2 separate regions of the Mus musculus genome follow, and region 2 is linked to region 1. A link is a loop called in an ENCODE intact Hi-C map of the cell type or tissue named here. Cell type or tissue: left cerebral cortex. All regions are shown on one strand. Links, peaks and the distances in the headings refer to the core of each region. The heading gives the core; the rest is flanking DNA.

Region 1 (11,476 bases), core at 3,970-8,969:
CAATTATATCACAACTCCGCAGGCCGAAACTAGCGCTCAGTGACAGAACACTAGTGAACAAAGGCCTGGAAAAAAGACATAAGTATTTATACATTTGGCATCTAAGAAGCCATCTTCCCATTCCTAAATTCAGAAGCATAGTTTATGCGTTAGTGGTTAACAGATGCAGACCCTGTCTTGTCTTCTATGTCAGCGTGAAAGACTAAATTCTATGGGCTAGAGAGTTGGCCCCACTGGCAAAATGTTTACTGTGCAAACACGAGGACTTGAGTCTGATTCCCTGTGTTCAGATGTAGGCTATTTAATTTTTTATATTTTAATTTATGTGTGTGTGTGTGTCTAAACAGCTGGGAAATACAGCCCTGGGAGGTGAACAGAGATGGATCTCTAAACAGCCACACTTGCCTAATTTGGGACCTGTAGGTCCCACTGAGAGACACTGTCTTAAAAGTCAGAAATGATGTCTGAGGCATGTCTTCCACATGCACACAGCACACGTGCACACGTACTTGTGTACACACACATGACTTAAACCCTGCAGCCTTGTAATAAAGTAAGATAAAACAGCCGGAACACACACACACACAGACACACAGACACACACATGCACACACACACGCACACACGAGCACACACACACACACACACACACACAGACACACAGACACACAGACACACAGACACACACACACACAGACACACACACAGACACACACACACAGACACACACACACACAGACACACACACACAGACACACACACACACACACTCACACACACAGACACACACATACAGACACACACACACACACAGACACACAGACACACACACACACACACAGACACACACACACACAGACACACACACACACACTCACACACACACGCCCTATTACCAATGTGATGAATGTTTTCCTTGATGACCTCACATTCGATTGGCCATCTTGGAGCCTGCAGCGGCCCTCTGCTAGAGAAACATGAGAAGAGTTCTCGGGGTTCTCGAAGCCGTGGGCTTGCTTCATCTAGCTCATCAAAAATCAGCTGCCTGGTCCTCAGGAGCGGCGAGCTCAGCAGAAGTGAGTCTGCAGGGAGAAAGAGCGGATACATGAGCAGCCTTCTCTTCCACCTCGAGGGACTTGCTGTTCCTTCTATAATCATCGTTTTCAACACTGGGCTAAGTAAGACATTAGCAACCTGGGTGTAGGAGTGTACAGGTTTAATACCAGCTCTTAGGAGGCAGAGACAGGCAGACTTCTCTGAGTTCAAGGTCAACATGGTCTACACAGAGATTTCCAGGCTAGGTAAGAACACCAATAAAAAAGGTTAAAAAAATAGATTGTTTAAGATAACAAATAAAAAGTATAAACTATTACGTCAAAATTCTACATAATCTAGATTTTTTTTTTGTTTTGTTTCATTTTGGGTTTTTTTTTTTTTTGGTTTTTCAAGAGAGGGTTTCTCTATAGCCCTGGCTGTCCTGGAACTCATTTTGTAGACCAGGCTGGCCTCGAACTCAGAAATCCACCTGCCTCTGCCTCCCGAGTGCTGGGATTAAAGGCGTGTGCCACCACGCCCGGCTTGGGTGTTTGTTGTTGTTGTTGTTTTGTTTTTTTGTTTTTTTCAAAACAGGGTTTCTCTGTATAGCTTTGACTGTCCTGAAACTCACTCTGGAGACCAGGCTGGCCTTGAACTCACATAGAGTGATGGAAATAAAGGCATGTGCCATTACCATCCAGCTACATATAAATTTTAAAATTCAAATTAATAGGTCCAAGATCTTGCAACAGTGAGGACTTTCAATTCTCCTATCAACATTGTCAGGGAAAGCACAAAAAAACCTTCAGTGACTGTAGTGAAAGAAGCACACAGACCTAAATTCAACCCCCAGAACACGGTGGAAATGCTGGCACAGTGACATACGCTTGTGGGCATCATTTTTGAGAATGGCACTCAGTGTTGTTCTCCAGCCTCTACACACACACACACACACACACACACACACACACACACACACACACCTACCTTGTGTAAATGCAACTTTTAGTTACATATACATGGCAGATAGACAGACAAAAAGATACACAGAGAGAAGAAGAAAGGAAAGAAAATAAGATGATAAAAAAATTCTCAAGTGCTGGGGAGATGGCTCAGTTGGCAAACTGTTTGCTGTGGAAGGGTGAGGGTGTGAATTCAGAGGCCAGACACATGGAAACACACATAAGGGTGCAGGTTTGTAGCCCCAGGGGTGGGTCAGAAATAGGAAACCCCTGAAGCTCAGTGAACTCCAGGTTCAGGAAGAAAGACCTTGTCTCAAAAAATAAGATTGAGGGCTCAGCGGTTAAGAGCACTGACTGCTCTTCCAGAGGTCCTGAGTTCAATTCCCAGCAACCACATGGTGGCTCACAACCATTTATCTGTAATGAGGTCTGATGCCCTCTTCTGGTGTGTCTGAAGACAGCTACAGTGCACTCAGATACATGAAATAAATAAATAAATCTTTAAAAAAAAAAAAAAAAGATTGAGAGGCATTTCATACAACCACCAAAGACATACACCAATTGACATCGGGCCTTTAAGTGTGTGCATACACACCTGAAAACATGTATGAGCATACACCATGCAAACGCACACATTGAAAACAAAACTTATTGTGCAGCAATCAACAAACTGAACTTCAGAGTCCTGCTATACTCATCTGAAGATTGGTACCTCTGTTTACAGCGTCTATGTGAGCATGCCCAGTTGAAGATAAACAGGTAGGCCCTAGGAAGAAAGAAGGGAGCACCATTTGCTTATTTGTTTTGTCCACTGTCTCCCATCTCTTTGTCCTTTTCATCCCCACACCAGGCCCCTGAATTTTGATATAGGTCTTTACCCAGTAATTACTGGCTGAGACAATAACCATTCTAAAAGATGGCAAAGTGAATTTAAAAGAAAGCCGGAGGCTGGAGGGATGGCTCGGGGATTAAGACTGCTTGCTGATCTTGTAGTGGTCTGAGGTTCAGATTCCAGCACCAGTCAGACGGGAAGCTCAGTCTCCCATAGCTCTAGCTCTAGGGGATCCCAAGCCTGGTCTTCAGGGCACTCGTGTGCATATGACCACACAACACACACACACACACAGACACACACACACACAGACACACACACACACATACATACACACACACACACACACACACACACATACACACACACACACACGCGCGCGTGCACACACACACACAGACACAGACACACACACACATACACACACATACAGACACACACAGACACACACATACATACACACACACACATACACACACACACACACACACACACAATTTAAAAATAATAAAAATAAAATACTGTTGGGGCGGAGTGGGGGAAGTTTTTGGGAGACAGGCAGTGCTGATCTCTATGGAGTTTTCAAGGCACTGAGGTTCCGGGTGGGGGTAGGCGGCTGGGGCAGGGCTACTGGCTGTTACTCACACAGAAGCATCTCTTTTTCCAAACTGTCCGAGATGAAATCATCTCTTTCTCCAAAAGAGCCATTCAACATGTACCGAGGGCTGTTCCTCCAAACGCGCTGATGAGTGCCTGAGTTTGGCAGGCTGCTTTTCTGAGCTAAGAATAAGTGGTTTAGTTCAGGTTGCTTGTTGGTTGGTTGGTTCAGGGTCTCCGGTGCTGAGGTCAATATTAAAATCCTGACCACTCAAACCATTACTTGTATTACCATTGTCCATAACAGGTTTTTTATTATAACAGGTCCCATTTTTTTTTAAAGATCTCTCAACATTCCAATGTATGCAGAGGGAGAATAATTATTCCCATTTGAGCAAAGAAGAAAGAGAATAAAGGTTAAGACCACTGTGTAACGGGATAAATGGCTTAGAAGGCAGAAATTTAGTGTCTCTAAGAGGAAGGAAAGCGAACCAAGTGAGGGCAGGGACCAGAGCGAGAGCAAAGTGCTGTGGCAAAAGTTGTTTTAAATTTAAGATACAGGTCTCACTATGTAACTTTGACTCTCCTGGAACTCACTATGTAGACCAGGCCCTCAAGCTCAGAGAGACCCAAATGCTGGGATTAAAGGTGTGTGCCACCACACCTTGCATCCAAAGCCTTTCTGTCCTAAGGACACTTATTGGGTCCATCAAGCTGAAGTTCTCTCTTCAACAAATTAGCACTAAAGTAGAAATGGTTAATAAGAACATGAAGCGAGGTTGCCAGAATTACAGTTAATATTCAGCTGGTCATTGTGGTTAGACGAAGGCAGCAGACTGTGAGGCTGAAACCAGTTAGACTACACAGCAAGACTTTGCCTTCAAACACTAAGATTTGTAGGTCTAGCTCAAATAATATATGTAGATAATATGAGCAAGGCCTAGGCATGTACCCTAGAACTGCAAAAGTGAACAATCAAAGTAAAGCTATATATTGTGGTGAAGATTAACCTGGGTTACAAATGACCCTGTCTCAAAGGATTAAAGCAAAACAAAACAAAACACAAATGGAAAAAAAAAATGCTAGGTGTTGTGGCTTATACCATCAGTCCCAGCACTTGGGAGGTAGAGACAGGCAGATCTCTGAGTTTGAGGCCAGCCTGGTCTATAAAATGAGTTCCAGGATAGCCAAGACTACACAGAGAAATTCTGTCTTGAAAAACAAAAATAAATCAAATAACCCAGGGCTGAACCAAACCAAACCCAACACAACATACAAACAAGCCCCTAGCTGGACCCTCGGGGCCAACACAGTGGAAGGAGAGAACCAACTCCTGAAGTTGCTCTCTGCCCACCGCATGTAAATAATGGTTTGTGCACACACACATCTACACACACTGCAGCTGAGGATGATGGAGAACTCACTGCTCTTTCCCAGGACCCACACTCAGTTCCCAGCACCCACATGGTGGCTTAACAGCCACCTGTCACTCAAATTCCAGGGAGATATGATACACTTTTCTGGCCTCTAAAGGCACCAGGCATGTACATAGCACACATAGAAACATGCAAGGTGTTGGCATTCCTTCTAAGCTCCATCCAAAAGTTACCTGGCTATTGCCAGGTAGGCCTGGCTTACTATAAAGGGGGCTGTTTGGCCCCTTCTCTCTCTCTCTTGCTCTCTCTGTCCCTTCTTTCTCCCTGACCCTTTCTCCCTCTCTCCCCTCCTCATCTACCCCCTCTCTCCGTCTTTGTCTCTGCTCCCTTCTCAACGCCCCTTCCCATGTCTCTATACTGCACTGGTCATATGGCTGGTACCTTAGGGGGAAGGGATGCTTCATCATGGCACCTCTCCCACCTCACCATACCTGGGGCTCTATAAAACATATCCTGGCTTTCTACACAACATAGGGAAACACACCAAACCGGCTTGTTTTATGTAAACTTGACACAAGCTAGAGAGAGGAGGGAACCTAATTAAGAAAATGCCTCTGTTAGATCCGTCTCTAGGTAAGCCTGTAGGGCACTTTTTAAAATTGATGATAACTGGGCTGGTGAGATGGTTCAGTGGGTAAGAGCACCCGACTGCTCTTCCGAAGGTCCAGAGTTCAAATCCCAGCAACCACACATGGTGGCTTACAACCATCTGTAACGAGATCTGACTCCCTCTTCTGGAGTGTCTGAAGACAGCTACAGTGTACTTACATATAATAATAAATAAATCTTTAAAAAAAAATTGATGATGACATTTTTTTTGGCTTATACTTTTTTTTGTTTGTTTGTTTTTGTTTTGTTTTTTCGAGACAGGGTTTCCCTGTGTAGCCCTGGCTGTCCTGGAACTTACTCTGTAGACCAGGCTGGCCTCGAACTCAGAAATCCACTTGCCTCTGCCTGCCAAGTGCTGGGACTAAAGGTGTGCGCAACCACGCCTGGCTGGCTTACACTTTCTTATCATGGTTCATCATCAAAGAAAATCAGGACAGGAACTTGGAGGCAGGAGCTGATGCAGAGACTGTGGAGGAGTGCTGCCCTACTTTCTTATAAACCTAGGACCAACCAAATTGCTCTTAGGTCATGGAGTTTCATTGCAGCAATAGAAATCCTAATAAAACCCGTGCGTGTGCTCCACCCCCCAAATAAAAGTAAATCATTTTTAAGGGCATTTAACTTGTATGGCAGTTTGAATGAGAATGGTTTCCATAGGCTTATGTGTTAGAATATGTTATGATACTTCTTGGGAAGGTCATGTTGGAAGAAGTGTATCAATGCGGATGAGCTTGAGGTTATAAGAGACATAAACCACCAGATGGTGGTAGCCAAGCCTTTAATCCCAGCACTTGGGAGGCAGACGCAGATAGATTTTTGAGTTCTAGGTCAGCCTTGTCTATAAAGTGAGCTCCAGGACACCCAGGGCTAGCCACATAGAGAAACCCTGTCTCAAAAAAACAAACCAAAACCAAACAAAAACATCAAAAACACACCCATATACATAAAAAAAAATCTTAAAAATTAAAAAACCAAAAAGTTTTATTAAAAGACATTAAATAGGGCTGGAGAGATGGCTCAGCGGTTAAGAGCACTGACTGCTCTTCCAGAGGTCACGAGTTCAAATCCCAGCAACCACATGGTGGCTCACAACGATCTGTAATGAGATCAGGTGCCCCCTTCTGGTGTGTGTGAAGATAGCTACAGTGTACTTATAATAAATAAATACCATTTGAAAAGACATTAAATACTTAAGCAAAAGAAGAAACACATCCAGATCTTAGATCCCCCACTACTGAAAATTTATCTTGGGATGCAGATCTCTACAAAGTCAGGACAGATTTGGTTGTCCCAGAACTCACTGTGTAGACCATGCTGAGATTAAAGGCACAGACCACCATGCCTGGCAAAAATTTATCATTTCTTGGAAAATTTCACTTAATCTATACATTTAATCCAAGTGCAATAAATTTTGTGGTTTGTTTGCTGAGACGGTATTTTAAACATTGTAGAAGTCTAGATAGCTTGATTTTGCTGTGTAGCCCAGGAGGTCCTCAACTTGCACGTGTCTTGCAAGTGTGTAGCTATGCATGCACATGTGTGCACATGCAAGTGGAGGCATGGGGTTGGCATTGGGACTCACTCAATTGTTCTACCTTGTCCACTGAGGTAGCCGTTCACAATTAAATGCAGAACTTGATGACGTGTCTAGTCCTGCTCAACAACTTGCTCTGTCTATGCCTTCCAGTGCTGGGATTACGGGCGGGTCGCCAGCCCACCCAGCATTTACGACGGTTTCTGGGGATCCAAATTCCAGTGTTCACTGTGTAATTGAGGATAACCATGAACTTCCATCCTCCTGAATCTGTTTCCCAAGTGCTGGTGCTATCATGCCTCCAGTTATAAGATGCTGGTGCTCAAAACAGGGATCTCAGCCGGGCGTGGTGGCACACGCCTTTAATCCCAGCACTTGGGAGGCAGAGGCAGGCGGATTTCTGAGTTCGAGGCCAGCCTGGTCTACAAAGTGAGTTCCAGGACAGCCAGAGCTATACAGAGAAACCCTGTCTCGAAAACCCAAAAAAAAAAAAAAAAAAAAAAAGGGATCTCAACTATGCTAGGGAGGCACTCCATCAACAGAGCCATATATATATATATATTCTCTCTCTCTCTCTCTCTCTCTCTCTCTCTCTCTCTCTCTCTCTGTGTGTGTGTGTGTGTGTGTGTGTGTGTGTTTCCCTTGAGACCCTGAGACAGGATCTCTCTGTGTAGTCCTGGCTGTCCTGGAACTCACTTTGTAGACCAGGCTGGAAACCATGTCTCGAAAAAACCTAAATAAATAAATAAATAAATAAATAAAAATAAAAGATTTCAAGGTTCTGGGGATTGAATGTAGCTCTTGGGTAATGTTAGACAAGTGTCCTACCACTGAGCTACAACCTCAGTTCCTAAAATTTTTTAATGTCACAAACTAATTTTAAAATGTACATACAGGGGACTCAAACGCAGCTTAGCAGAGTGCTTGCACTGAATTGAACAGAAGTTCTATGTCCAGAATCAAAAGAGAAAAAAGAAGAGAGAGAAACAAAGACTCAGGAAAAGGTGAGACGCTTTTGAAGAACAAGGTGATAGGAAACAAGTGTCCAGAGATGAAGACTATCACAGCTGCACGGAACGGTGCAAGAGGCTAAGACAGGAGAGTGAGTTCCTTAGCAGTCGGACTACATAGTGGTAAAAAGGAATCTTCTTTAGTGTCGTGGAGCAATTCAGAGCTGCTAATTTACTAGTGCATCAGTAGAAAAACAGGCCAATAAACTAAAGAGCCTAGAAGAGACATTTGTGCTTTTGCATATAGTAAGTGCACCTTGACAGAGGTGGTTCCGTTCAATTGGGAGTAGGAAGCACTTTTTAACTAATCATCTAGAAACAGCGTCCCAGTCTCATCCAAACAGTTCTTTCAGTAAATACAACAGTTCAACCCGTGGATGCTGGAGAGAAGGAAGTGTTACCTTTGAAATATCCATAATACTGGAGGTGATGGTGAATAAAGTCCTCATAGGGATCAGGAAGAGTCTGTGAAAGAAAAGCCATCTCAAGCAGGACATTCATTCAGATGACACTGACTTCTTAACCAAAAGCACCAAACACGCTGCATAGGATACGGGAACAAAACAAGCAAACGCCAGGCAAATAGTGAATTATTCTATTTTGGGAATCATAATCTCCAACAGGTCTGGTGGCAAACACTAGTACTCCCAGCACCAGGGAAGCAGAGGTAGGAGGAGAACTCAAGTTCAAGGGTAGTCCGGGCAACAGAGTGAGTTCCATGCCAACCGGGGCTAAAAAGCCCATCCTTCCGCCGCCCCAAATATACCTCCAGCTGGACCAGCATGCCACCACAGTGAACCTTCTGACCTTGGATTGGGTTTCTGCGAAGTTATCGGAAAAAGAGTGTACCAACCTCCGGCTTTAGTTCTGTTTCCAACGCCGGGAACATGTTACTGCCGCATAGTATGATGTAGGCGAGTTAGTAGCACCGTACCCAGCTGCAATATCTGCCTGATTTCCAAACAGCTGATTACACAGAAGTTACAAATCCCCGTAGGAAAAGTGAAAAGAAACCTAACCAACCACCACCGCCAACAAATAACACCAAATCTGCAGACCCTGCCCTTTCACACCCACAACCACTCGGGGGTTAAACTCTTGCCAAGCCGGCGTCTTACGAAAGGAGAGGATGGTGGTTGCCAGCACACACCTGAGGAGCTGGGGCGCTCTGCGTGTCCCCACGCCTGGTCCACTAGATTCACCAGGAGCCTCATTGGCCCCATGCTTAGTTTACGCTGAGAACAGATGCCCAACACCAGGACGCCGCAGAAAAGGGAAAGGAACCGGGTTGGGGGCACGCGCAGAGTCGCCTCAGAGCAGTTGAAAAGGAAAGGTCAGGGGTCGGAAGCGAGAGCCCTGGAAACGTTCAGTTCTGAGCGCCCTGCCTCGGAGTGTGGACTGCCCAGAGGCAAGCCCAAGGAAGGACAGAGCAGAAGTTTCCACCGGAGCCCGCGGGGTGACACCGCGCTGCCTGGCTACCCCTTCCCCGCAGCTGGTCCCCAGGCCGGGTGGACGCTGCAGGAGCTTCTCCATCTCTCCACTCTCACTCTTTCTGCAGAGGCCAGCCTGGAGTCCTGTCCGTCCCAAAGCTCCTTGCCCCCTGCCCTCCTCGCCCTCTGCCCCCCTCTCCCCATTCCGCCCCCCCCCCCCGGCACTCTCCTCGCCCCCCTGCACTTCCTGTCCTCTCACTCCCTTCCTGCCTGGGATCCCCTGCTTGTCCCCTGCCAGCTAGGGCGCTCCTTCGCAGGCCCAGTCCCTCAGCTCACCTGCTGGAGTTTTCTGCGAGGACCCTGGGAGCCTAGCAACCGGGAGCCAGAAGCGGAAGGAGGGCAGGACCCCGCCCTCATCTGTAAGCTGCGAGCCTTGGGATGTCAGGCAACTTGCGTTTCACATTCCAACGGTTTACTGATTCAAATTTCATCTCAAACTTTACAGACACAGTCTGGGGACTGATGAGTAGAACAGTGCCGAGGGCCTTCATATTTCTACTTTCGGTAGTTGTAAAGGTAATTTACTTTGTTCAAGGGCCTGAAGCTTCTATTCCTTTGGGGGCTGGTGAGGGTTAGAACTGTATGTAGCAAGCAGCCAAGAGTTATTTAAAAAGAGCAGATACACTAGGAGAACACGAGGTCAGTCCTAGAGAGAAGGAATCAGGTTCATTCTAGTTTACTTCATTTCTTCTCCCTTTGACAAACGTAAAATGTCCTTCCCCCATCCCTGCCTTGTCTTGATTTGGTTTAAAATAGTAATTATTCCTTTTTAAAAAAATGTGTGTGTGTGTGTGTGTGTGTGTGTTCACCTGGAGGCTAGGTTTCAGATCCCTAGGGAGCTAGTTACCTGCAGTTGTGAGCTGTTTGAATTGCTAAGTGGGTGCTGCTCAAAGAGCAAGTGCTTTTAGCCCCTGAACAACCTCACCAGCCGCCTCCCCTTCACTCTTGTTTGCATGTGCAGGATGAGCAGGGGAACATGTGTACACTTTATGGAGTCAGTTCTTCCCTTCTGCCTTTGCATGAGTTTCAAGTGCCAGGCAAACACAAACCTTCTAGACTATCTAGCCAGCCTTGTTTTTTTTTTTTTAAAGATTTATTTATTATTATATGTAAGTCAGACACTCCAGAAGAGGGAGTCAGATCTCGTTACGGATGGTTGTGAGCCACCATGTGGTTGCTGGGATTTGAACTCTGGACCTTCGGAAGAGCAGTCGGGTGCTCTTACCCACTGAGCCATCTCACCAGCCCCCCAGCCTTGATTTTTAAACATTGTTTTAATCCGTGTGCTTGTTGTGAGTGCAGGTGCCCGCCCACTGAGGTCAGAGGTCTCCCTAGAGTGGGAGACCCGATGTGGTCTTGTGGACGCTGGAAACCAAATTTGGATCATCTGGAAGAGCTTTCAGAGCTGAGCCCCACTGTTACTTGAGACTTGTTCAAGGACTTGTGTGAGTCTCCATCGACTAAATGACCCTATTGTCTAAAAGTAAAGATGTGCTATTTTAAGGGCAAACCTCAGAGCTGAAGAGATGACTCAGAGGCAAAGAGCACTGGCTGCACTTCCTGAATTCAAATCCTAGCATCCACCTGGTGCCTCACAACTATAGTCCTATGGGATCCCTCTTCTGGTGTAGATAGATGTATATGCAGACAAAACATCCATATATGTAAAGAAATCTTTAACAAAAAGTTAAAGAGTAATTGACTCATAAAAGCTGGGCCCACAATCCCTCAATTAAGCTGGGACAGGCCAGATTAGTACTCTAGAGAGAACGCCCTCCTCCCAACTGCTCTGCACTGTTATCAGATCTTTATTCTCTACCTTCTAGATATAATGGGGAAAAAAATCTTCTACACCAAAACACTAGTTAGCAAAACTAGTTATAAGCAAAGGTGGCAAGTGAGTGAGACCACCCAAAAGCTGGCCCACCCGACTCATGCATAGGGACACTGAGGAGGCTGCTGCTGCTCTCC
Region 2 (11,476 bases), core at 3,577-8,576, 57 kb before region 1:
GCAACATGCCTTCTGTGTATTTTCTTTTAGTAACTCCAACCTTCAATGTCAACCCTTCCAGATAAATCAAAGGCACCTACCATAGCAAAAGAGGCCAGGAAGCTGACATACTTGTCGCCCAAAAATATTTCGTCCTATTGTTGGAGGAAGAGGCTCATATCCCACCTTTAAAAACAAAGGAATGCATCAACACTGAGCAATACCCAGGAATACTTTGGCTACAAGGTCTTGTAAAAAGAAAACCAGGCTCAAATGTGTTTGTTTGATGCTGAAATGGACCCAATGTCCATCCTTATGCTCAGTGCCAGCAAGCTACCTCCTCAGCCCCATAATTTTTACAAATAAAAATGCAGTTTAGTTTTTTTAAGTCATTGATGAAGTATCATCCTTATCAGCCTTTTGTTCTGCTGGATAGATTAAGACTGGGTTCAATAAACTCCAACTTTCCCTTTGAGTTGAGTCTATAGAGTAAACCATGTGACTAGATTATTAAACTGAAAACAGAACAAGGAAACAAACCATTGTGTCAGGAAAGCCTAGTTTACCGATAAAGCTGACATATTTTTTACAATATTTTTCATATTTGAACAAAATAAAATATTCACTGAGCCATCGTCAAATGCCTACCTACATGGATAACTAGACAACAAAGGCAAATGCATACAGCTGGGTAATTCACTTACAAAAATAATTACAACTTAGGTCCACGTTAAATGTACAGACTCATTAGCAATATACAGAGCCATAAAAATTAATGATTGCCATTTTATTTGTACAATATATTCAGTGATTATAGTGCCAAAGGGATACTTGAGATTAAAAAAAAAAATACAGGGCAGTTTGGGCTCTACTGTTGCAATTCTTCCTTCTGAGTTAAAACCCCCTCTCTGAACTCACTGAAAGTGCAGCTTTAAAGTAGTATTTGGGAATTTCATCAACCTCCTGAGATACTTGGCAACGCACGAGGTATTGTGAAATCAGAATTTAGGATATTGGATTGTTGAGGCAAAAACACTGAATGTCACTAAAATCACTGTTCTTTGAGAACTATTGAGTAGTGAGTTCATACGTGTACTGCGAAATACTGTCAATTCTGTTCTAGACACAGATTTCACTCTGCGCTTCAACATCTACACTTATATTAGTCAACTTAGCAACAATTTGTATGAAGAACAATTTAAAAATGAAGTCCATTCTAGAGTCTTGCTTTTTTTTTTTTCTCTTTTCAGAATGGTAAACATTGAGGACAGGGATTCTAAAGCCTGCTTCCTTCCAGGACACACAATGCATGAGGTATGGCAATCCTCAATAAATGCTTAAAAATGGCCCTGATCAGCACAGGGAAAGTTAGAAGAGCAATTGAAAATACTATCACCAGCTAAAAGTAGGCCTCCTTACCCATGAATATAAATGACCACTTTAGAAATATTTTATAGCAGATTGGCAAGGGAGGCAAGAGAGACATCCGGGGTTTGATGTTACATTTAAACTCGCTAAAGTGTTTAAACAGAACTGATTTCCAGCTCTAACCAACGTGATTTTCATTGTCATGAACCACATGGGTTACTGTGAAAGCGCTCAATGGATCCTCAGGAAATCTGATTTCATTATCACTTCTCAATGCGCTCCTTGTGTATATCCGGGTATCTGGTGTTAAAATCTCTGAACGGGAATAGAAGTAGAAACAGCAAATAGAAAAACCGAGTAAGAACAATAAGATGTTGGCTTTCCTAGAATTTTAAATTTGCCCATAGATGAGTTATTTCACGTCTCGAGTTTGAGATATTTCGCTGAGGAGGAGTGAACGAGGTGAGGTGAACGCCAGTATCAGAGGGGCGACAAGAAAAGGGTTGGGAAGCCCTCGGTGGCAACCGGCCAGGATCAGGGAAAGGAAAAACAAAGTTGAGAAGAGTCACCGGCCAGGGAAGGCAAGGGTGGCAGTTGGCTGCAGAAAGGGAGCCGGCCTGCCCGGGGCGAGCCTCGGGATGTCTCCGAGAGGGGCGCGAGGCCGTGGAAGTTGTTCCTGAGGGGAGAGAAGGGCAGCATCTCGAGAGGGTGAAGGCCTGGGACGCAGAGCCAACCCAAAGGCGCAGAGGGCGGTGGCGACCTGACAGGACGCGGGCGGGGAAGGAAAGGGCGACGACTCATACCTGGATGAGCACTTTCACGTACATGAGCGGCTGGGACAGGATGGTGAGACCGGAGCCCAGGAGCACCTGACTGGCCGCGTCCGCCATGATGGCACCCGCGGACGGACGGACAGACGGAGTCACCAAGCGACACAGCCGGTTCCAGATCACGTGTCGGGGGCGCCGGCTTCACTGGCCCGCCCGCGGCGCGCCGCCCGCTTAGGCTCCGCCCACCGGCCCGCCCAAAGAAACGGCAGGCGCTCGCGAGGGGCCGCCTGGGGCGGGGCTTGTGGGAGGGACGCGCATGCGTCTGGGCGTGGGCTCCTCGCGCCTCTAGGAAAGGCGATTTCTCTTGCGCCTGCGCAAGCCGGAAGTGTCCGGAAGGAGTAGGGAGGGAATGGTAATGATGGGGTGGTGGTGGGGTGACCCTGACGGCAAAGGCAAGGTCAGCGGACTAACAACTGGAAGAACTGAGTTATACTCCTATCCTCTTTCAGGCTTTGACGACGTAAAGTTTGATGGTTGTTTTCCGTTAGAGTTGTCATGTCTAATGAACAACAGATCCTGTCTGGCTTAACAGTGAATTCTGCAGGTCCCTGATTTTGCGTTTACCATTAGCTCAGTGGTAGAGCACTTCCCGACATCCTTGCTTTCAGTCCTCAGTACTGGAAAGAAAAAGCAACTACAACAAAATGTGCCCCCTCGGGGTCAGATGTGGCGGCACAGACCCTTAATCCAGCACTTGGGAGGCAGAGGAATGTGGATATGTGAGTTCAAGGCTAATCTGGTTTACAAACTGGATACCCGGTAAACCAGGGTTACATGGTGACATACTGACCAAAAAAAAAAATTTTTTTTTCATGTCTTCTCTGACTACTCGAAATCCATTTTATCCGTATTTCCTACCCGTTGCCTTGTGACACCTGTCACTGGGAAATTGTCTTTGACAGTTGAGAGTGTCAACTCTGGGTTCAGGAACCGAGATGGCCTTTGTACACTATTTTCCCCCAGTGCCTGGCATGTACCAGTGCTCAAGATTTATTAAAGCTCAGTGCCAATCGGGCTACCCAGGCTGTTAGAGGCAAAATGAAGAAAAGGCATTGCTCCAGCTCTGGCCCCTTTGTTCTGTAGCAGACACCACTTAGTGCAAGCACTTAGTGTGTACTGCTGAGAATGAACAAGGAACCGAGTTTGGAATCTGGCTTTCCTTTTGGATCCATGTGTCACTTTCCTTTTTAAATTTTTTAGTGTTTGTATCTAAATATAAGGACAATGCAACTAACTCAGTGTATTTTTATGAACATTAAGTGAAACTGTATATATGGAGTTTTTGAGAAATTGGCTGAAATACAGAAGTTAGTCCTAATATGGCCTTCTATTCAGCCCAGAACTAGCTGATATTGGGAGGCAGTTTGTAGGTCAGGCACACGGGCTTTGAAGTCCAATGGGCCTCATCCAAAGTCTACCTCTGCCAGTTACAGTGTGACCTTATATAGGTCATCCCAACTCTTCAAAACTTTTAAGCAAATAAGTATAATAATATCCACTTCAAAACATTATCTCAAAGCAATATGGACCTAGCCTGGCATACACAACAAAAATGCAATAGTAAATGGTAGCTTTTTATTCTAAAAAAATTACATGTTGCTCTTAATTAAACACAGTTCTCAACATGACTTAGAAACAGCAAGACCATTAAGAAGGGTATTTGTGCATGGGTGGTGAAGGAAAAAAAATTCTATTTGCCTGTGAGCAATGAGAGGCTCAGAATGTCGCGGGGCTGAAGGGTTGGGCACCTGAGGATGTCCCACCACATTCCTAATGGTTCATGGCAAAAGCTACCCATGACGTTATGGGACAGAGAACTGGAGTCGGAATTATAAGTAAAGGAAGAGCACAGTTCAAACGGGCCATTTGTAAAGATGTGATATGAATGACAATCCCTGATAAGAGTTCAGTGTGGTGACCCTAGAATGGGTTACTTAGTAACTTATATTCAAGCTAGGAGGATAAGAAAAGTCAAAGGTGGGGAGGGAGGGAGAGAGAACAGCACCTTGGCATAGGCCAGCTTTGGGAAAAGAAAAGAGGGGATGGTAAGTAATGTGAAAACTTCCCAGAGGCAGAAAACAGAGCCCAGAAAAGAGAGGGGCTTACCAGCTAAACCACTCCCAGGCTGGGATAGTCTTACCTGGAAGAGGTCCACGTTTCATTTCTCAGTTTTAAAAAAAGATACACTGTAGCTGTACAGATGTTTGTGAGCCTTCATGTGGTTGTTGGGCAGGGTTTCTCTGTATAGCCCTGGCTATCCTGGAACTCACTTTGTAGATCAGGCTGGCCTCGAAGCTCACTGGGTCACTCTTATAAATTTTAGACATGGCCCTGCAGTCCCTTTCTTCTTTATGGCTCTTTTCAATTTGCTATATTACTTTAAAACTGTTTTTCCTTATCCATCATTACAAGACACTGAGGTACAAGAGTGCAAGGTTTTTCTCATTTTCTTATTGACTAGTGCCTTGTGTGCTTCTTTCTTTGCCTCTTTCCCTCTATCCTCCTCCTCTATCCTCTTCCTCCCTTCCTTCCTTCCTTCCTTCCTTCCTTCCTTCCTTCCTTCCTTCCTTCCTTCCTTCCTTCCTTCCTCTCTCCCTCCCTCCCTCCTTCCCTTCCTTCCTTCCTTCCTTCCTTCCTTCCTTCCTTCCTTCCTTCCTTCCTTCCTTCCTTTTGTTTGTTGGTAACATGGTCTCCCTATGTAGCTATGGCTGGTCTAAACTTGCTAGATAGACCAAGCAACCTTGAAAATACAGAAATCTTCCTGGCTCAGCACCGCATTCAACTAGTGCTGATATCTTCCGGGGGTTGCAGTCGTTCTCATTGTCTAACAGTGCCAGGTACTCAGTATATATTTATTGGCATAGTGACTCCAGTGCATGTGTATCCACCTCCCTTCCATGCTGCTGGCACTGCTCCGAGTGCTCCTGTTAACTAGAAAAGGCCAATGCATCTCACAGAGCTCCTTCTTTGTGTTCTTTCTAAATTGTCTTAGCCTCTCTCTCCTAAAACACTCTGTTACACGCCCCCCTGCAAGTTTGTGAATTTTATTATATATTGGCTTAATTAGGACTCTCTCAGTGCAACCATCTAAACTGGTTAGGAGGAAGAAAATATATTGATTTATAGTAGTCTGGCCACAGGCTGCATCCAGGGTCTCACAAGTTGATATGTTGATGCCTGTACTTATAGGCTTCACTTTTAGATAGGATGTCACCTCAAGGAGTTCTGTTTTACCTCCCACCTTACAGGGTCACATTCTAGGACCAAAGGAGTCATTCTCAACCCAGAAGTTCTAACACACATCTTTGGGGGTTGTGATGAATTGTGCACATTGTTCAGAGCTACTGTTTGTGATTCAGGATGGGCTCTGCAAGTCAGTTTGAGCCTAGGCCCCATCTTTTCCCTCAAAGCTGGAACGAAATGCACAGCCTGCTGCAAAGCCTACTCAAACTGTCTGACTCAGAATAGCACAGTTGCCCCAAAGTAACATTGCAGTGCTAATATAAAAATAAAGGCATATGGCCCCAAGAGGTGGCACAAGCCTTTAATCCCAGCATTTGGAAGGCAGAGGCAGGTGGATATCTGTGAGTTTAAGGCCAGCCTGTTTGGCAGATTGAGACCAGGAAAGCCAGGGCTACACAGTGAAATCTTGGTTTTTGTTGTTGTTGTTGTTATTTTTTGTTTTGTTTGTTTTAAATTAAAGGCATATGATCATCAGGCAGGGAAAAATAATATTTTCTGGGCCAACAAAATGACTTAGCAGGTACAATCATTTGCCATGCAATTCTGGTGACCGATTTAAACCCCCAGAACCCACGATGGAAATTATCTTCTGACTTCCACACGAGTACAATGACATGCCCAAGAACATGTACACAATAAATAAGATCTTTCCTCCTCTTCCCTCGCTCCTTCTCTCTTTCTTTTCTGTAGTGGTTTGAATAAGAATGCCCCCATAGACTCATATATTTGAATGCCAGGCTGAGTTCTCTGTCTGTCTGCTGCTATAGATCAGGCTGTAGCTCTCAGCTACTGCTTCGGGGCCTCCTGTGTACCATCATGCTCCCCACCGTGATGAAAACAGACTAACCCTCCCAAACTGGAAGGAAGCTCCCAATTAAATGCTTGGCCATGGTATCTCTTCACAGCAATAGAACAGTGACTAAGACACCATAATTCCTTCCTTCTTTCTGAGAGACAGGGTCTCACTCTGTGGTCCGGACTGCCTTTGAACTTGTGAAGGAGGCTGCTTCAACATTGGGTTCTCTCCTTTCACCATGTGGGTGTAGGGACTGAGTTCAGGTCATCAGGTTTGGTAGCAAGTGCCTGAACCTACTTAGCCATTTTACCAGACCTTTGCTTTTAAAGATCTCAAGTTCCAGAAAAATCAATCAGCCAACCAACCCACCAACCAACAAATAAATAGAGTAAAGCTACTTTAGAAAGGTGGGTAATTAAGTCATACAGCCACTTGTGCCATTCATACCGTGTGGTCTTACACGCAGACTCTACCACAAAGTTGTTTGAAATAATAATTTGTTACAACAGAAAACAAATCCGGCCAAACATGCCTCTGGAGTTGAAGTCAGAAGAATGAGTTCAAGGTCATCTGAGGCTACCAATGGAGCTGGATGTTGGCATGGAGTACATGAAACACATGATACCAGGAAAGGGGGAGCAAACTCAAGCACCTAATCCTGTCAGGTGGCATAGCACAGTGTGGCTGTGTGGTCCTTGATCTTACAACTGTTAATTCAGAAAAAGTCTTTGACTTTGTTATAAATTATACCCTGGGGGAAATGTTTAAAAAAAAAAAAAAAACAAGCAGGAGAGATGGTTCAGAAGCTAAGAATACTTGCTGCTCTTGCAGAGGACCCAGTTCAGGTTCCTAGTGCTCAAAGGAGGCTCAAAACCATCTGCGATTCCAATTCCAAGAGTCCCACATGCTCTTCTGACCACCTTGGGCCTCAGGTGTACACTTGATGGAGGATGTACGTACATGCAGGCAAAATACACACATAAATAAGAAATCTAAAAAAGAAGGGTACAAGAGTCACCGCATTCCCCAGCTTAATACCTTCAAGAGTGCTGCCAAGGAAGGGGAGCCAGGACACCACAGATGTTCCTTTCCTCGCAGGTTCTGATCTCAGCGGAGGCTTTAGAGTAAGGTCTTCCTCCTTTTCCAGCAGCATCATAGTCTCTAGGTGTGTGGGTGGATAAGCACAAGCAAGAAGCAGAAAGAGAGCACCAATTCTCCCTTCCAATGGCAGCCAATTCCAACTATCAAGTCAGCCGGGAAGCCTCTTCCACAGATCACACCCAGTCACCAGAGGCTTCTAGTGGTGACTGAGTCTCTGTGCTTCCACTCACTCAACACTGCCCCCAGTTCTGCCTCAGGAGGCTTTAGTGGCTCAAAAATGTCCCCCATAGGTTCATGTTTCTGAACACTCGATCCCTGGTTGGTAGTCTGGGGGTCAGGGGGAGCCTTGCTGGAGGAAGTGCATCACTGGGGGGTTGTTGGGAGCTATTGTTGTTGTTGGTTGTGTGGGTTTTTTTTTTTATTATTTTTGACAATGTCATTCTTTTTTTTTTTTTTTAAGATTTATTTATTTATTATATGTAAGTACACTGTAGCTGTCTTCAGACACTCCAGAAGAGGGAGTCAGATCTTGTTACAGATGGTTGTAAGCCACCATGTGGTTGCTGGGATTTGAACTCTGGACCTTCGGAAGAGCAGTTGGGTGCTCTTACCCACTGAGCCATCTCACCAGCCCCTGTTGGGAGCTATTAAGACAACTCTTGATCTCTAAATTGGGCCTCTCCCCCCGAGAAGAAAAGAGGGTCAAAAGTGGGCCACCGACACATGGATTCTGAGAACAACCACGGGATGTTCCAGCCCTAAGTCATCACCGTTGTCCTGACCACACCCTGATACCACCAAGTTCCTACTTCCCCGTGTAGCTGCCAAAAGAAAGAATTTCTATTGCCCCCCCTCCCATAAGTACTTCTCCTTTTGCTTGTTTTGCCCTACCCCTCCCACTGATAAGTATCTGTACTTCCCCTTTTGCTTGTGCATTTAAACCTCGGGCCTGACTAATACATTTGGGGCTTTGATGCATTCCAGAATGGTTTCTGTGTTGTTATTCGCACAAGGCCCTCGTTCCTCTCTACCCCCCATTTGGTTCTTAGGAGGAGGTCCCCTCAAGACCCTCGAATAACTGGACCTGCTGGACGGGTCAGGGGGTGGCTTGAGAATTTATAACACCACCCCACTTCCAGTTTGCTTCCCTGTTTCATGTTTGAAGTTGAAAATGTGATCTCTCACGTTCTTGCTCTTGCTGTCATTCCTCTACCTCTGATATCGACTCACCTGGAACTGTAAGCCAAAATAAACTCTTTGTTCCATAAATCACTTTGGTCATGGTGTTTATCACAGTCACTAATACAGGGACCAACACTACCTCTGGGGCTTTGTAGTCTCCATAATCGTATTCACTGGAGGGACTCCTCAAGGGAAGGCAAAGACTACTACGCAGCTGCAGGAGTCACTGCAGGACAGCAGCGCCTTCAGAATCCATTCTTCTTCTTCTTCTTTTTTTTTTTTTTTTCTAAGATTTGTGAGGTTTTTGTTTGCTTGCTTGCTTGTTTGAGACATGGTCTCACTATGTAGTCCTGGCTCACCCAGAACTCCTTCTGTAAACCAGGCGGTCATCAAACTCTTAGAGATCACCTGCCTTTGCCTTCCAAGTGCTGGGATTAAACATGTGTCACCATTTCTATCTCTAAGATTTGTCTTTAAAATTATATGTAGGGGCTAGAGAGATGGCTCAGGAGTTGTGGTTTGATTGAGAATGTTCTGTCCCGTGTTGGTGGAACTGTTTGGGAATGACAGGGTCTTGTTAGAGGAGCTGTGTCACTGGGGGCTGGCTTTGAAGTTTCAAAAGCCCATGGATTCCTGCTTAGGTCTCCCTGTCTCCTACTTGCAAATAAAGATGTAAGATCTCAGTTACTGACTCTCAGCCTGCCTGCCTACCTGCTGCCGTGTTCCTTGCCATGATGATCGTGGGCTCTTAATACTCTGCAACCACAAGTCTGAAATTAAATTTTTCTTTTTATGAGTTTCCTTGATTGTGGTGTTTTGTCAAGAATAAAAAAGTAATGAAGATAGTGATTACCAGCACTTACTACTGCAGAGGACCTGGATTTGGTTCCCAGTACTCACGTGTTTGGTCACAACTATCTATAATTCCAGTTCCAGATGATCTGATACCCTCCTGAGGCATCCTTGCTTTCTTTTGGCCTCCTTGGGCATCAGGCATGCACATGGTGTACATACATGCAGGGAAAACACCCATCCATAGTAAAGAAAGTAAAGAAGAGAGGAAGAAAGAAGGGAAGAAGGAGAGAGAGACAGAGACAGAGAGAGAGAGAGAGGCAGTAGAAATGGAAAGGTCATATGGTCAGCCATCAGAAACCTAGACAAACTGTTCTGGTTTGCTCTGTGGCCTTGGGTCCATGGCTCTCTGTAAGTCTCAGTTTTTCCACTTGAGAAGCTAGAGAGGCAAGTGGCTCTAGGGGACTGTGTGACTTCAGAAGACTGGTCCTAGGTTAGGATGAGGATAGACTGAACAGCAGGTCTCTCTTCTTCCCTGCCACCCACAATGTCTTTGGTCTGCTCTTCAGCCTTTCCCTTCCCTGGCCACACAGGAATGTGTTTGACACCACTCCCATTAGTTTACATTCCTTGGGTTTCAGAGCGTTTCATGGCCTTGTAATTTCTGCTTCAGATAACATAAAATCTTCATTCAAGTGAGCTATATAATAAAGCAGATTTGTATGAGACAGGAGGACTTGAATTCAGGCCTCCTTTTGAGTTAGATGAGTCTGTCTAAGGCTTGGATTCCAGTAGAAGTCTCTTCATTGCTTCCATGCTCACTATACCCTTTGCACTGCACTACAGAAATATATCTTTTATAATATACATATATATTATAAAACATTATATGTGTGTGTTACATATATATATTTAAGAGAGACCTATATTCCTTCAATCTCTCTGCTCTTCATCCTTAGGTTGGCAGTAAGAAAAGTATAGAAATTCCCTGTTACAATGGTATGCAGAGGAGAGAAGGGAATATTTTTGAGAGAGAGACTCATACAGCCTAGGCTAGCCTAAAAGTCTATATTACCCATATAGCCTAGAATGGCCTTAGATTTATTGTCTTCCTGCTTCTACCTTTTGAGTGCTGGGATTACAGGCATATACTCTTCTGCCTGGCTTATGCAGACTGAACCAGCATTTTGTGCATGTTAGGCAAGCATCCCACTAATCAAGCCACACTCTCACCTCAAGAGGAGTCTTTTTTTTTTTTTTCTAAATTACCCTTTTTTTGAAGAAAAAAAGAAAAACCTTTCCAAAGTGTCCCCAGAGACAACTCCCCATGAGTCACTGGATAGAAGTGGTTCACCTGCCACCACCGCCTGAGCCAATAGCTGACTGAGACCAGTGTGTTTTAACAAGGGGCAATTTTGTTCCCCAAGAGACATTTAGCAATGGCTGAAATATAAACAGTGTGGCTGTTGAGAAATCTGGGTCTGCTGGAAAGATGAGGTTGCTGGGAGCTCAACTTGTTGCAATGTCTATAACAAGTCATGCCGGGCAGGATCCTTCAGTTTTTTGCCACCAAATTAAGTTCAATTTATATAATAATGAAGAGAAAGAGGAGGAAGAGGATGAGGAGGATGAGGGTGATGGTGATGATAATGATGATGATGATAAGAACTGGTGAGATGGCTCAGTGGGTAAGAGTAATGACTGCTCTTCCAAAGGTTCTGAGTTCAAATCCCAGTAACTGCATGGTGGCTCACAACTACCTGTAATGAGATCTGATGCCCTTTTCTGGTGCATCTGAAGTCAGCTACAGTGTACTTATGTATAATAATAAATCTTTAAAATAATAATAATAACAACAATGAGGCCATTCTTTTTTTTTTAAGATTTATTTATTATATGTAAGTACACTGTAGCTGTCTTCAGACACTCCAGAAGAGGGCGTCCGATCTCATTACCGGTGGTGGTTGTGAGCCACCATGTGGTTACTGGAATTTGAACTCGGGACCTTTGGAAGAGCAGTCAGTGCTCTTACCCATTGAGCCATCTCGCCAGCCCGAGGCCATTCTTTAAGACGAAAGGAAGACATTCTCTGCTGCACTTACATTGCCTACTTTTGTTTTGACTGAGTGTCAAGTATTCCAGGCCGACCTTGAACCTGCACTTTCTATATAACTAAGGATGACCT

Evidence for each region. Hi-C counts contacts between places; a loop is a spot of excess contacts. Peaks named below come from ENCODE experiments on the same cell type or tissue, not always from the same donor. Only the 100,000 strongest peaks of a DNase experiment are listed, where the experiment ranks them.
Region 2: a loop joins it to region 1, with 2.2 times the contacts of the local background. A loop is called at or near these places in 5 of 42 quality-filtered maps.

The regions. Positions count from the first base shown.
Region 1 is chr2:90,781,066-90,792,541 of GRCm38, reverse strand. Agbl2 (ATP/GTP binding protein-like 2) reads right to left here and starts at 9,815. Exons shown (of 18, transcript NM_178755.4): 1 at 9,782-9,815; 2 at 8,869-8,966; 3 at 8,417-8,556; 4 at 3,475-3,609; 5 at 2,710-2,763; 6 at 897-1,082. The coding sequence starts at 8,516. In left cerebral cortex, for the core only: a CTCF peak has its summit at 6,594 (motif pointing left); no DNase peak of the experiment used is centred there.
Region 2 is chr2:90,838,060-90,849,535 of GRCm38, reverse strand. It overlaps Mtch2 (mitochondrial carrier 2), which reads right to left and starts at 2,381. Exons shown (of 13, transcript NM_019758.3): 1 at 2,151-2,381; 2 at 81-165. The coding sequence starts at 2,237. In left cerebral cortex, for the core only: no CTCF peak of the experiment used is centred there; a DNase peak (open chromatin) is centred at 5,625; H3K27ac peaks cover 35 bases.